2 separate regions of the Homo sapiens genome follow, and region 2 is linked to region 1. The links are chromatin loops, found by intact Hi-C in ENCODE. Cell type or tissue: PC-9. All regions are shown on one strand.

Region 1 (2,500 bases):
ATTAAACTAGGTACTGTGGGATACAAAAGTATAAGACATGGATTCAAAATTTATTTTCTTTGTTGAGGAGATAAGACAGTATATATTCCAGAAGACATGCAGTTTACAAATGAGTTTAGTTTGAAAAATTGTTTTTGGTGTCATTTGTTTGCATCTTGCAGATAATGCAGGTAAGTTATAGCAGAACCTTAAATAATTTGAAGAGCACTTCAGGAAGAGGTTTTAATGTTTGGTGACTATTGGGAAGCAAAGAGGAGCTTTGTTATACCTTGAAGTTGGTGTGGAGGTTGGTGAATAAGGCTGGGTGACCTTTAGAGATTTCTACAGGGGTTTTCTAGGTGGGTTTAACCGCTATGATGGTGATTAGGGGAGGATGATAAATAAAAAGCTGTTGAGTCAGTAAGCTGGAAATCTTTCAGATCCCTATTCAGGATTTTGCCTTTAATGTATACAGGTAAGATTATCTTTGCCTTTATTTCATTTTGGTGACCACTCGTCTTTTGTGGGACTGCTGACAGCTGCTTTTTATGAATGCACAGTCCTAGTCGTTAGGAATATGGATATTGGAGTCAGATTGATATAAGTTTAATTATAGGCACTCCTGACAACTATTACTCCAGTAAATGGAAACTTCTACTCACTAGGCTCTAAATCCTATGATAAGAGGAATTACATCTCTAATGCTTACCATTGTATTAACACTATATCTCTAGCACAGTGCCTGGTATGTAGTAGGCTCTCAGTAAAACTTTGTTAGTGAATGAAGGTGAATGCTTGCTGTGTTTAGGGCTATCACAGCAATCATTGAGAATAAAAATCTTGAGTAGATGATATTTGTTCCACCCTGGGTTACCTCCAGCCTCAACTTTTGGTATTTATTTTTATGTAACTCATATTGGCATAATTACTCCAACTTTTGTGCTATTGATAAGGTGCAAAAGCATTAGACCAGTTGTTATAAGGCTGGAGTGAAATTACTTATAGACAAATCTCTAAAGATTAAAGAGCTGTGAAGGTAAGTATATAGATACATAGAGATACAAGTAAGAATTTCATTTTTCTGACTAGAAGCTACAGCGGTAATATCTTTAGAGTCCAGTAGATGGCAATACTTTCTCACTTTAATGGAAAAAATTAGAGCAGGCATAGAATCCAAGTCAAAAGGAGCAAATCTTTGTGGATGAAAGAAACCCAAGATATTGAAATAGCAATTTGGTGATGAATTTCACAAAAATAACCATATAACTTGATCGTCTCGAGTACATAGGCTGAGATTGAAGATTTAGGTATAAAAAGTTTCAGGATCTGTTTTGAAAGCCTGAACAAATGAAAACTCCTTATTTTATATTTTTCAATTTGTTCTGGTACTGTGTTGCTTAGCAAATCACTTAACTTCTCTCAGTTTTAGGTTCCTCATCTCAAAAGTAAGAAAATCCTAATTAGCTGGATAACACCGCAGGGAATATTAGTTATCTAGCCCAACACTCTTATTTTGTAGATGGAAAAACTGACGTTCAGGGGGCTCATGATTTATTGAACTTGACATGGCAAGTTAGCTCTATGCTACAGATGATAACTTAGACATAGCTATAATTTATTTTATTTATTATTATTATTTTTGAGATGGCATCTCATTCTGTCACCCAGGCTGGAGTGCAGTGGCATGATCTCGGCTCACTGCAACCTCTGCCTCCCAGGTTCAATCGGTTACCTGCTTCAGCCTCCCGAGTAGCTGGGATTATAGGCATCCGCCACCACACCCAGCTAATTTTTGTATTTTTAGTAGAGATGGGGTTTCACCATGTTGTCCAGGCTGGTCTCGAACTCCTGACCTCAAGTGATCTGCCCACCTCGGCTTCCCAAAGTGCTGGGATTACAGGCATGAGCTACCAGCTGCTATAATTTATTTATCTCTATATATCTATATACTTACCTTCATAGCTCTTTAATTTTTTTTTTTTTTTTTTGGACAAGTCTCGTTCTGTCACCCAGGCTGGAGTGCAGTGGCGCGATCTCGGCTCACTGCAAGCTCCGCCTCCTGGGTTCAAGCAATTCTCTCTCTCAGCCTCCCGAGTGGCTGGGATTACAGGGGCCTGCCACCACGCCCGGCTAATTTTTTTGTGTTTTTAGTAGAGATGGGGTTTCAGCATCTTGTCCAGGCTGGTCTTGAACTCCTGACCTCGTGATCCACCCGCCTCGGCCTCCCAAAGTGCTGGGATTACAGGCGTGAGCCACTGCGCCTGGCCCATAGCTCTTTAATCTTTAGAGTTTTGTCTGTAATTCATTTATTCCAGCCTTATAACAACCTTAGAGGAAGGTAGGGCCAATTTATCATTATTTGCTTAAAAGAAATTGAGTCACAGAGGGGCAAAGTGACTTCCTTTCATTCCGTGACTTAATCATTTCTGTACAATGAATTGCCCCTTTCTCTTTGCTCCTGAAGCCCTTTTGACATACCTCTGTTAGTAGCTCTTGAGTTTATTGTAGTTTTTTGAATTGT
Region 2 (2,500 bases), 620 kb after region 1:
TGCTTGCAGCTGTAGCATTTACCCCAAGATAACTTTGCCAGGAAATATCTTGCTTTGATTATTATTTTTGCATTGCTCTAGTATATTGACTTTGGAAACAAAAGACATTATTCTATTTATAGCATTCTGTTTTTAGTAGTGGTATTTCCGTTTACAAAATATAGTAATTCTCAATTGCTGAAAATGTCAAATCCTAGAAGCTAGCATTCCTATGTGTGATGTTAACATAGTTCTCAAAAACAGTTTTTATATTTTATTTTCACATTGAAAATCACTCAGATTTGTTTCAGCCTCAAAGAGCATGTTTATATAAAATTAAATGAATGCAGGCAGCAAGCTACACTTTTTTTTTTTCTAAATGGGAAAAGGGTTAAAAGAATGTTTACATTTGGAAAGTCAATGTAACAATTATGGCATTATAAAGAAAAATTTAGAAAATGTAAAAAAAAAAAAAACCATAAATCACCACCCTAGCACTTTAGTTTTATTTTTGCCTATCACCTTCAAGTTCTTGTCCACACACATTTTTTTGTGTAGGTAGAATAATAATGTATCTTTTTTTGTATCCTGTATTTGACAAAGTGAGCTATTAAAAATTATTTTAAAAGAAGGCAGTTAAAAAATTCAAACAAAAAATGTTCTTTGTCTTTATAATTTTCAACAGCTTTTATGTAAGTTTAAGGAGTTGTGTGAATATTTTGGCGAAGTTGGGGATACATAAAAGCACATTACCTTTTGTTTCTGACCTCTTATGCTAGTCCTTTCATCCTAAGTATTTGTATGGAAAGGATTATTTGCCTGTAAAGTCAAGTCCAGTGGATAATTTGGTTTGAAAGCTCTTGTATAACACAATCATAGACAAAAGATTTGTTTTTCTTTATGAAGTTTGTTAATGCAATGTTTTAGTTGCATTTCTGAAATGAGAAATAAACTAAGAAAGATAGGAATTTGAGGAATAAAAGTTTAGAGTTTCATCAGTATTAAAAAAAACTTCTCTTTAGACAAGACTGAGTAAATGTGTGTGACTACTGCCCTCTTGGGTTGGTATAAGGGACATGTATTTAAAAATAATTTGTGCTGAGATTTATCTTTCTTCTTTCAAAGGTGTTAAAATCATCACACAACAGGTTCAACCAAGTAAAATCTTACCCAAACCAGTGACAGCAACTCTACCCACCAGTAGCAATTCCCCTATTATGGTGGTTAGCAGTAATGGTGCAATTATGACAACTAAACTGGTAACCACTCCTACTGGTAAGTTCTCTTGAGCATCAGTTCATTTATTCATCATACATTCATCAAACAGTTTCTCTGTACCAGCAATATGCTTGACACTTGGGATATAGAGATTAATGGGACAGTTTTTCAAAGAGGCCTTTCTTGATTCTCACACCCCTACTGACTGCCCTGACGTTAACTTTCTTTTGTTATTCTTTCTAATGATCCTTTGTTCTTTTCCTTTATAGCACTTCCCATAATTTCTTAGGTATCTAGTTGTATATTGATTTGTTTGATATTGTTCCTTTTATTGGACCATAAGCTCTGTGAGCGTAAGGGACCATATCCTTTTTATTTACCACATATATAGAGCTAGTCTGTAAGTAGGTGCTCAGTCAGGATTTGCTGAATGAATTAAAACAGTCCCAACCCACAAGGATTTCACTCTGATGAAGTTGAGAAGAGTATATGTTACATTACAGTTTAGTAAGCGTTACTGAGACTGAGGGAAGCACAGAATGGTATTGTGCCCTGATAGGCAAGCAACCAGCATATGCTGGAGGAAGTGACAGTGTTGAACATTTTGGATAGTAACACTATCTAAAATGTGACCTTGAGCAGATTACTTAATCTCTCTAAATGTTTTTCTTTGTTTATTTGTTTTTGTTTTTTTCCTTGTTTATTTAAATGGGATAATAATACCTATGCCATAACGTTATTATAAGTACTAAATGAAATCAGGTATGTAGAAAGTCCCCGGCATAGTGCTCAATAGTTGTCACTATTAATATTATAATTAGCCATTACCGTTATTTTAAATGTATGACTCTTTAACCAAACTTTTTGAGGATGGCTAGTATTTAGATGACAGAATTTAAATAGTGTAAAATGATACCTGTCTCAAGCTTATAAGCTGTCATTTATTGGCCAGTGTGTAAAGGTCATTACAGACATTGCACTTCATATCCTTTAGGCTTTATTATCTCCATTTTCAGCAACTTCCCCAAGGTCATGTAGCCAAAAAGAGGCAGAACTGGGGATTGAACCAGTTTGACTCCAAAACCTGTGCTTTCTTTTGTTTTTTAAATTGCAGTAAAATATATATAACATGAAATTTACCATTTTCAAATATATAGTTCATTGGCCTTAAGTACATTCACATTGTTGTATAACCATCAACACCATCTATCTCCAAAACGTTTTCATCTTCCGAAACTGAAACTCTGTGTTCATTCAACAATAATGCTTCATTTCCCCACTTTCTGAAGTCCCTGGCATCACC

Evidence for each region. Hi-C counts contacts between places; a loop is a spot of excess contacts. Peaks named below come from ENCODE experiments on the same cell type or tissue, not always from the same donor. Only the 100,000 strongest peaks of a DNase experiment are listed, where the experiment ranks them.
Region 2: a loop joins it to region 1, with 32 times the contacts of the local background. A loop is called at or near these places in 6 of 110 quality-filtered maps.

Annotation. Positions count from the first base shown.
Region 1 is chr11:75,895,923-75,898,422 of GRCh38, forward strand. The region is part of intron 5 of UVRAG (UV radiation resistance associated); the gene reads left to right. Among named protein-coding and RNA genes, the nearest start is that of UVRAG, 82 kb to the left of the region's middle. In PC-9, CTCF peaks have their summits at 1,108 (motif pointing right) and 1,311; a DNase peak (open chromatin) is centred at 1,119.
Region 2 is chr11:76,512,282-76,514,781 of GRCh38, forward strand. It overlaps EMSY (EMSY transcriptional repressor, BRCA2 interacting), which reads left to right. Exons shown (of 22, transcript NM_001300942.2): 11 at 1,105-1,254. Among named protein-coding and RNA genes, the nearest start is that of EMSY, 69 kb to the left of the region's middle. In PC-9, CTCF peaks have their summits at 1,052 and 1,251; no DNase peak of the experiment used is centred here; H3K27ac peaks cover 416 bases.